Linked DNA regions of Homo sapiens: region 1 is linked to region 2. Evidence: read pairs that join two places in POLR2A ChIA-PET (ENCODE). Cell type or tissue: MCF 10A. All regions are shown on one strand. Each heading gives the region's core, and the rest is flanking DNA. Links, peaks and the distances in the headings are about the cores only.

Region 1 (5,383 bases), core at 259-5,258, 220 kb after region 2:
AGCTGTCAGTCCTTACTCCCCCCTCACCTCACATTTAGGCAACCATACTTCCTGTCCTTATATGGTTACCTATTCTAGATATGTCATATAAATAGAATTATACAGTACATTTTGTTTTGTGTCTGGCTTCTTTCACCAAGCATAATGTTTTTGAGGTTCATTCATGCAGTAAGTCTCAGTATTTCACTTCTTTTTACTGTCAAATAGTATTCTATTGTATAGATATATCACATTTTGTTTATCCATTCACCAACTGATGGACATGTGAGTTGTTTCCACTTTTTTACTTTTGTGAATATTGCTGCTCTGCATATTCACATAAAAATCTTTGTGTGAAAATGTTTTCATTTATATTTGATGGATACCTATGAGTAGAACAGCTGGGTCACACGGTAACTCTTATGTTTAACCTTCTGAGAAACTCTCAAACTATTTTCCAAACTGGCTGCACCATTTTACATTCTTACCAGCAACATGAGGGTTCTAGTTTCTCCACATCCTTGCTGACACTTGTTATTATATCTTTTTTATTACAGCCACTACAGTGAGTATAAAGTGGTATCTCATTGTGGTTTTGATTTGTATATCCTTGGCAACTAAGAACATTAGTCATCTTTTCATGTGCTTATTGGCGATTTACGTATCTTCTTTTTAGAAATATCTATTCAAGTCCTCTGCCCATTAAAACAATTAAGTTGTTAAGAGTTCTTTATATATTCTGGATATAAGTCTCTTAGTGGATATATGATTTATAAATATTTCTCTCATTCTGTGGGTTATCTTTCACTTTCTTGTGGTTTTTGAAATTCAAAAGTCCAATTTATTATTTTTTTTTACCAATGTGCTTTTGTTATCATTTATAAGAAATCATTGCCTAACTTAAGACCACAGATTTACACGCCATGTCTTATTCTAATGTTTACAGTTGTATCTCTTAAATTTAGGTGTGCGATGCATTTTGAGTTGATTTTTGTGTATGGTATGAGGCTGAAGGCCAATTTCACGTTTTTTTTTTTTTTTGCATATGGATGTCTAACTGTCCCAGCACCATTTTTGAAAAGACTCTCTCCGATTGAATTTTGACATCTTTGTCAAAAATCAATCGACTGTAATGAAAGGGTTTATTTCTGGGTTCTCAATTTTATTTCACTGGTCTATAGTTTATCCTTATGCCAATACTACACTGTATTGATTACCATAGGTTTGCATTACATTTTGAAGTGAGGGTGTGTCTAAGTTCTCAAACTATAGTCAATTTTTCAAGATTATTTTGGGCTATTCTGGGATCTTTTCATTTCCTAAGAATTTTAGTTTATCAATTTATGCCCAGCCAGGTGTGGTGGCTCTGTAGTCCCAGCACTTTGGGAGGCTGAGGCAGGTGGATCGCTTGAGCTTGGGAGTTTGACACCACCCTGTCCAACATGGCAAAACCCCATCTCTACAAAAAATACAAAAATGAGCCAGGTGTGGTGGCGCATGCCTATAGCCCCAGCTACTTGTGGGGACTGAGGCAGGAGGATCACTTAAGCCTTGGAGGCAGAGATTGCAGTGAGCCAAGACTGGGGCACTGCACTCCAGCCTGGGTAACAAAGCCAGGTGCTGTCTCAAAAAAAAAAAAAAAAAGTCCCCAAAAAAGTCAGCAGAGATTTTGATAGGATTTGCATTAAATACGCAAACCAATTTGGGGGATTTTTGCCATCTTACCAATATTAAGTCTTTCACTCTACAAATATACTATGTTCTTTCATTTATTTAGGTCTTCTTTAATTTCTTTCAGCAATGTTTCTTAAGAGTAGAAGCATTGCGCTTTTGCTAAATTTGTTCCTAAGTATTGCATACTTTTTTGATGCTACTGTGAATGGAATGTTTTTCTTATTGTTAGGGTTTTTTTTGTTTTTGTTTTTTTTGTTTTAGATGGAAACTTGCTCTGCCGCCCAGGATGGAGTGCAGTAGTGTGATCTCGGTTCACTGCAACCTCCACCTCCCGGATTCAAGCAGTTCTCCTGCCTCAGCCTTCTGAGCGGCTGGGATTACAGGCGCATGCCACCACGCCTGGCTAATTTTTTTTTTGTATTTTTAGTAGAGATTGGGTTTCACCAAGTTGGCCAGGCTGGACCTGACTTCCTGACCTCATGATCTGCCTGCTTTGGCCTCCCAAAGTGCTGAGATTACAGGTGTGAGCAATTGTGCCCGACCAAGTTTCAAAGTATTAAATGCTGGTATACAGAAATACATTTGACTTTCGTATATTGATTTTGTATCCTGTGACTTGGACGAACTTATTAGTTCTTGTAGTTTTATAGTAAACTGTGCATAATTTTTTTTTCTTTTTCTTTTTTGCTGAGATGGAGTCTCACTCTGTTGCCCAGGCTGGAGTGCAGTGGCACAATCTCCGCTCACTGCAAGCTCTGCCTCCTGGATTCATGCCATTCTCCTGCCTCAGCCTCCTGAGTAGCTGGGACTACAGGCGCCCATCACCACGACTGGCTAATTTTTTTCTTTTTTTTGTATTTTTAGTAGAGACAGGGTTTCACGGTGTTAGCCAGGATTGTCTTGATCTCCTGACCTCGTGATCCACCCGCCTCAGCCTCCCAAAGTGCTGGGATTACAGGCGTGAGCCACTGCACCCAGCCGAACTGTGCATAATTTTCTACATACAAAGTCACGTCATCTGGAAATGAAGAATTTTGTAACTGCCTCCACCCAATGGGTTATTCCTGCCTGCTGCACAATAAAGACCACAGCAGTGCAGTAAAGAAAGAGTTTAACTGACACAAGGCCAGCCATACCTTGTGGGTATGAGTTATTACTCAAATCAATCTCCCCCAAAATTTGGAGATTGGGGTTTTTAAGGATAATTTGGTGGGTAGGGGGTCAGAAAGTAGGAAGTGCTGATTGGGTCGAAGATGAAATCACAGGGAGTCAAAGCTGTCTTCTTGTGCTGAATCAGTTCCTGGGTGGGGACAAGACCAGGCAAACTAATTTACCAATCTGGGTGATGCACTGGAATGCAGGGTCTGCAAAATACCTCAAGCACTGATCTCAGGTTTTACAACAGTGACTCCTAAATCATAATTTCTAATCTTGTGGCTAATTTGTTAGTCCTGCAAAGGCAGTCTACTCTCCAGGCAAGAAGGGGGTTTGTTTTGGGAAGGGGCTGTTATTGTCTTTATTTCAAAGTTAAACTATAAACTAAGTTCCTTCTAAAGTTAGTTCAGCCTACAGGAATGAGCAAGGACAGCTCTTGCAGGTTAGAAGCAAGATGGAGTCGGTTAAGTCAGATCTCTTTCACTGTAATAATTTTCTCAGTTACAATTTTTGCAAAGGTGGATTTCGGTTTTACTTCCTACTTTTCTAGATGCCTTTATGTTTTCTTGCCTCAACAACCTGGATAGAACCTCCAGGATAATGTCGAATAGATGCGGTAAGAGTAAGCATCTTATTTCTGATTTTAAGAGACAATCATTTAGTCTTTCACTATTAAGTAGGATGTTAGCTATAAAATTTTTCTAGATGCTCTTTATCATGTTGAAGAAATTCTTTTCTATTCCTAGTTTGTTGAGGTTTTTAAAAAATCAATAGGCATTGAATTTTTGAAATGCTTTTTTGAAAATGAGCATGTCTAATGAGGATGTGTTTGTCTTTCATTAATAAAATGTATTATAGTAACTGATTTTCAGATATTAAACCAGCCTTGCATTCTCAAGATAAGTCTTATTTAGTCAAACTGTATAATCGTATTTATACGTTGCTGGATTTGGTTTGCTAGTATTTTCTTAAGGGTTTCTTGGCATCTTAACATATGGGGAATATTGGTATGTAGTTTTTTTGTAATGTCTTTGTCCAGTTTTGGCATCAGGTAATACTGCCTCATAGAATCAAGTGGGAAGCTTTCTTTCCTCTATATTCTGGAAGAGTTTGTGAAAGATTTGTAAGCAATTTTTGTTAAATGTTGGGTAGAATCCTCCAGTGAAATTTTCTGGGCCTAGGTTTTGCTTTTGGGGAAGATTTTAAATTGTTGATTCAATCTCTTGCTTTAAATTTACTTAGATTTCTATTTCTTCTTTTCAGACAGGGTCTCACTCTATTTCTCAGACTGGAATGCAGTGGTGTGATCACTGCAGCCTTGACCTCCTGGGCTCAAGCAGTCCTCCCACCTCAGCCTTCCAAGTAGCTGGGACAACTAGCTAGCCACCACACCTGGCTAATTTTTGTACTTTTTTCTGTAGAGACAGGTTTTCACCGTGTTGCCCAGGCTGCTCTTGAACTCCTGAGCTCAAGTGATCTGCTTGCCTCAGCCTCCCAAAATGCTGAGATTACAGATGTAAGCCACCGTGTTCACCCTCTATTTCTTCTTGTGTCAGTTTCATTTTATCTTTCTTGGAATTTGCTCATTTCACATGACTAATTTGTTGGCATGCAGTTATTCATAGTATTCTTTTACAATATTTGTAACTTCTGTAAAATTGGTAGTGATGTTCATGCTTTCATTCCTCATTTTAATAATTTAAGTCTTCACTTTTTTCTTGGTCAGTGTCATTAATGTCTGTCAATTTCTTGATCTTTTCAAAAAACTAACTTTTGGTTTTATTGATTTCTATTTTATTTATTTCCTTTCTATTCATTATTTCCTTCTTTATGATTGCTTTGGGTTTGTTCTTCTTTTTCTACTTTCCAAAAGTACAAAGTCAAATTATTGATTTGAGATCTTCTTTTCTAATATAGGAGCTTACAGCTATTCCCTGTACATTGCTTCCACTGTATCCCAGAAATTTCGATACCTTTTTTTCCCTTTTCTTTCTTGAGACAGTTATCACTCTGTTGCCCAGGCTGGAGTGCAGTGGCATGACCATGGCTCACTGCAATCTTGCCCTTTCAGGCTCAAGTGAACTGCCCACCTCAGCCTCCCAAGTAGCTAGGACAATGGGCATGTGCTACCATGCTAGACTAATTTTTTTTTAGATGGGGTCTATGTTTCTAGGTTGGCCTTGAACTCTTGGGCTCAAGTGGTCCTACTGTCTCAGCTTCCCAAAGTGCTGGGATTACAGGTATGAGTCACCATACCAGGCTCTTGTATTTAATTTTCATTCATCTCAAATAATTTTCTAATTTCTATTATTTCTTCTTTTTTAATCAATTGGTAACACAGTGCATCATTTAATTCTCATATATTTGTATTTTCCAAAATATTTCTTATGTTTGTTTGTGGCCTGATAAAATACTTTGTATGGTTTTAAGTCTTTTAAATTTTTTGAGACTTGTTTTATGGCCAAGTATATGGTCTATCCTGGAGAATGTACCATATGCACTTAAGAAGATGTCTAGTCTGCTATTGTTAAAATGTTCTATAGGCGTTAGTTGGGCCAGTTATTTGATAATACAG
Region 2 (5,383 bases), core at 217-5,216:
CTTTTTCATGCAGCCCATTGATCTCTGATAGCTTCCTTGCTTTTTGGCCCATGAAACCAGAATCATTTTATACTTTCTCTGGCTAGATCTGGAGACAGTCATTTCTCCAAAAGCCCTGGTTCCTAGGTGAGGAACAATATTACACTTACTATACAAAATCGCTGACATTCAGCCATCTTTGACATACAAAAATAGTAATCTTTGTAGTAATGTTTCAACCTAAAACAAGAAACCAAGGCCCAGATTCTAAGCATGCTCCTTACCACAGTCATGTCACTATGTCTAGCTCTTTCAGTGGATGGAGCTAGGAAATACAAGTTTTCTATTTTTATTTATTTTTGAGATAGAGTCTCACTCTGTTGCCCAGGCTGAAGTGCAGTGGTGTGATCTCGGCTCACTTCAACCTCCACCTCCTGGGTTGAGTGATTCTCATGCCTCAGTCTCCCAAGTAGCTGGGACTATAGGCCACTACACCTGGCTAATTTTTTAATTTTTTGTAGAGCCAGGATCTCACTGTGTTGTCCAGGCTGGTCTTGAACTCCTGAACTCAAGTGATCCACCAGCCTTGGTCTCCCAAAGTGCTGGGATTATAGGTATGAGCCACTGCGACCAGCTGGAAATACGTTTGTTTTTTTTTTTAAATCATGCTTGACATCAGTATTATCAACTCAACATGAGAGGTTTGTTTTCTTCTTTAATGTTATATTTATATCTCGCTTTTCTTACCTTGAAAACCCTGGTTCATATTATATCAACAAATTTACCTATTTATTTTATCTTACAATATACGTTCATCTCAAAATTACTATAATATTACTACAATTAATAAAACTGAACAGGCCAGGCGCGGTGGCTCACACCTGTAATGGTAATCCTAGCACTTTGGGAGGCTGAGGCGGGTGGATCATGAGGTCAGGAGATCGAGACCATCCCGGCTAACATGGTGAAACACCATCTCTACTAAAAATACAAAAAATTATCCAGGCGTGGTGGCAGACGCCTGTAGTCCCAGCTACTCGGGAGGCTGAGGCAGGAGAATGGCATGAACACGGGAGGCAGAGCTTGCAGTAAGCCGAGATCACGCCACTGCACCCCAGCCTGGGCGACAGAGCAAGACTCCATCTCAAAAAAAAAAAAAAAAAAAAACTGAACAAGATTAAAAATTTCTTTGCTGTTATTTTTGATCTTAGGATATATCCCACAGTCGCGGTTTTTGTTTTGTTTTGTTTTGCTCAAAGTCACTTGAAATAAATCTTTTTATCTGTGCAGTTATGTTTGTAGCTGGATTTGGAGGTGGGAGAGGAATTCTACATACTCACTCTGAAATTTATATGAAAGAATAAGGGTGTGCAAGTAGCAAGTTACATTTGAAAACGAAGAGAGAGACAGAGAGCATATTAATATATCAGATTTTCCAGTTACCGTTACTGTGTAAAGAATTACCCAAAGGCTTTCCTGTGTGAAATACAAGGTGGAAAAGTTCAGTTTTATTCATCAATGGCTTATGATAAAGACATGTCTGATAGGCAGACAAGTCAGCTTGTTTGTTTCAAAGGGTAGATAGGAGATAATTATTTTATCATATGAAATGTTGGAGGGGAAGTGATAGGAAAGTTTGCCTTATCACACAATCCTCCTAACAATTTGATGAGGTAGGTACATTTATCTCTAGTTTACAGAAGGAGAAACTGGGAGAGATTAAGGACCTTGATCACAATTCAGACTCTTGGCCTGGCTGATTCCAGTGCCAAATAATGTATATTTTACCCCAAACAAGGCAATCTACATACCTGCATTGACCGTTCAACGCATTGACCTTTCAACCGGCCCCACTCTGCTGTCAGGTGCACTGGGCTGTGAGCTGAACTAGGCATGCTCAGGGGCTAGGCTGTTACCCCTCAGGGCTTCTGTGTCTCTCTAGTCATGCTGTGTACTGGGGTCCACCAGCTTGACAAGCAGCAAGCAGAAATGAATGCACCACGCAGCAAACCCACATTGGTCTCTCTGTAGTTAAAGGACCCAGGAACCCAGAGAACAACCACCTGCACTTGTGCCTGGGAGGAAGGTGGCTGATGAGTGACAAGGTACAGCTGAGCCAGTTTCCCCGGTGGAGAGGAGGACAGGAGTAATCACTGCCCCATCTGGGGGAAATGCAGCATTTCCAGCCATGAGGTACCAGCCTCACTCAGACTTTAAGGCTGAAGGAGAGTGAAGTGAATGGAGGTGGAAACACACTAGAGGAAATTTTGCTTTCTGTCTTCTCTTAGCTGAGAAGGTACTAGCTGCTGGCTTTCCTACTGCAATTGATGTATGACTATACAATGCTTTGACTGAATTTTTTTAATGCACACACCAAACATGTGTTCACTCAATACACATGTATTGTGAGTCTACTCCCTGTTAGTCAAAAGAGAAAAAAACATTACCCGAAACAGTGGTGATGAACTCCCATGTTCATTGCAACCATATTCACAATAGCCAAGATATGGAATCGGCCTATGTTCATGAATGAGTAGGTAAAGGAATTTTTATATACATATAATAGAATACTACTCAGCCATGAAAAAGAATGGAATCCTATCATTTGTGACAAAAAAGATGAACCCAAAGGACACTATGCTAAGTGAAATAAGCCAGACATGGAAAGACAAATACTGCATAATCTCACTTATATGTGGAAACCTTTTTTTTAAAAAAAAATCAAATATATAGAAGCAGAGAGTAGAATGGCGGTTACCAGGAATGGGGGAATCGGCAAGAAGCAGGTCAAAGAATCCTAAGTTATAGCTATGTAGGATGAGTCAGTCTAGAGGTCTAAAGCACAGCGTGAGGACTATGGTTAATTTGCATTGTAGACTGAAAATTTGCAGAGAGAAGATTTTAGGTACTCTTACTACCAACAAAAAAAGGTAACTATGTGATAGATATGTTAATTGCTTGACTGTAATCACTTCAATGTGCATTTTAAACATCATATCGTACAACTTAAATTTATACAATAAAAAGATAGAGGGCAAAAATGGTAAATAAATAGGTGAAAGGCTCCTCAAAATCTTGAAACAGGCTCAAACTCCCCTGTTCCCATCCCTTCCCCACACCTCATGAGTCACTCAGGGCCATGTGGCAAGATTACTAAGCCTAATTAAGTAATGCAGCTGACAAACCATTTCCAAATACAAATGTGACGTACGTGTTCCTAAAAATTCCACACACCACAAAATCACTCGGTAAGCAGCATGGGGCTTCTGGGAGTAAATGGGGTTGGGGGAAAAACTCTAACCATCACCAGCAACATATTAAAAATGAATGAAGACAGTAGCACAGTTTTGCACATGTTACATGGTTAAGAAATACAAAAATACTACAATGCATATGGCACTGTACCTTGAAAAAGGCTGCAGTTTGCTTGTAGAGGTGGGCTGGGAAGCACTGGGGATGGTGTCCCATTGTAAACGGTGGGAGGAGCATGATCTGAACTCATACAGAAAGTTGTAATACCTGCATGGATGGATGGGGCTTATTGCTGTTGGTTTGCGTTGGTGCCGAACATCACAGGGGATCAATCTTTTACACCCTTAAATCCTAGAGCATGCTTTCCTGCCTTTGAGATGTAGGTCCTTTGAGACATGTGTTTATTAAAAAGTTTAAAACGGCCGGGTGTGGTGGCTCACACCTGTAATCTCAGCACTTTGGGAGGCCGAGGCGGGCAGATCACTTGAGGTCAGGAGTTCAAGACCAGCTGGGCCAACATGGTGAAACCCCATCTCTACTAAAAATACAAAAATTAGCCAGGTGTTGTGGCAGGCGCCTGTAATCCCAGCTGCTCAGGAGGCTGAGGCAGGAGAATCGCTTGAACCAGGGAGGCGGAGGTTGCAGTGAGCTGAGATTGTGCCACTGCACTCCAGCCTGGACAAGAGTGAAACTCTGTCTCAAAGAAAAAAAAAAAAAACAAAAGGAAAAGGAAAAGTTGAAAATGTGATCAAATATATAGACATCTTAATTAACTTCTGCATCACTTCTAGAAATTCATTTGGACTTTCTCATCTACACTTATGGCTTTGGAAATTGCAGCAATGCTTAGAACCACTAAACCAGTCATTCCCAGTACTGAGAGGAGTCGGTTCTGTAGGATTTGGCAGCTTCCATTTAAGGTCTTCACATAGAGATAATGCTTTCTTCATTAAACTCATTGTTTGGCATTTTGAACTAGGAGGATTAGATGTGTTTGGGATATTGAATGACTGGGTTTTTAATATAGAAAAGCTCATATTTGCAAAAGCATAGCAAAACATAGCCTTCCGGGATAATGCACGAGGTGAACCGAGGTAGCTGGTAAATGTTTGAGGTGTGCATTGTGCGCGTGTCTTAGCACATCAGAGCCTAATGCCAGGGAGTTGACAGGAGCTTGAAAAATGCTCCTTAATATAAAAAGAACACGATAAAAATATTGAAGACTGCATTACTGGTATCTGGATTCCATTCTTTTCCATGAAACTAAAGATTCTTCTAAAGTCATATTCAATTGCAGCCCTAATAGTTACCACCTCAACAATGCTAGGATGTCAAGACAAAATCGCAGTGGCTCCAGATAAAAACCACCCGCCCAGGATGGAATACAGCATTTGGGAAATGCTGGCTGGTTTGTGCGGTAGCCACACATAGAGGCTGAGAGCTCCATCATCCACCACCACACCGCGGGCGCACAGATGGCGGCCACGCTCCCAGCTTTTCTCTCACAGCTTTCTTGCGCCAAGGACAGCACCTGCTGCCCTCAGAGTGCACCAGGCCAGAGTGCAAGGCTGCCGACCTCTTCTTCCATGAGGAGCCTTCCTCGCTGACTCACTTCCCATAACCAGCCCCTCTCATAAGAAAGCACTTCCAAACGGCCATTTGAATTAGGGCAGTTCTACACACTGCCCATTTGAGGATAGAGAAAAAAGTCAGTGTGGATGGATTGGTCTCCAGAGTCCCATGATGGTCACAGCAGCAAGGAGGGCAACAGAGAGGAAGACAGAGCAAGAGGGAGAGTAGCACTGCCCTAGGGAGAGAGTCGGAGACATCGGGAGAGGGCAGAGAGGGAGAACCCACGCGCACCGAGTGCGCTCTGCATGCTGGCCCGCTCCCCTCCCAGCACTGGGAGCCTCCCCCACGGGCCCTGCGCCCTGGCCGGGAAAGCCTGGGAAACACAAGTGAGGGGATTGGGCAGATGAGGGACGGATTCCAGGACCTCAGCAAAGTGGGCTAGGCCCGAACTGTGTGTGGGAGTCTCCTTCCTACCCCAGGCCCCCCAGCGAGGCTCCACAGAGAGGGGACTTGAGGAGGTGGAAACAAGGTGGGCCCTTCCTCACCTCCGCCACTCTGCTCCCCAATTTCAGAATTCACA

What was found. Peaks named below come from ENCODE experiments on the same cell type or tissue, not always from the same donor. Only the 100,000 strongest peaks of a DNase experiment are listed, where the experiment ranks them.
Region 1: POLR2A ChIA-PET joins it to region 2 with 6 read pairs; 5 of 35 experiments call an interaction of 5 or more read pairs at or near these places.

What each region holds. Positions count from the first base shown.
Region 1 is chr13:27,228,271-27,233,653 of GRCh38, forward strand. No RefSeq gene overlaps it. Among named protein-coding and RNA genes, the nearest start is that of LINC00412, 6.3 kb to the right of the region's middle. In MCF 10A, for the core only: no CTCF peak of the experiment used is centred there; no DNase peak of the experiment used is centred there.
Region 2 is chr13:27,009,865-27,015,247 of GRCh38, forward strand. No RefSeq gene overlaps it. Among named protein-coding and RNA genes, the nearest start is that of USP12-AS1, 110 kb to the right of the region's middle. In MCF 10A, for the core only: no CTCF peak of the experiment used is centred there; a DNase peak (open chromatin) is centred at 3,127.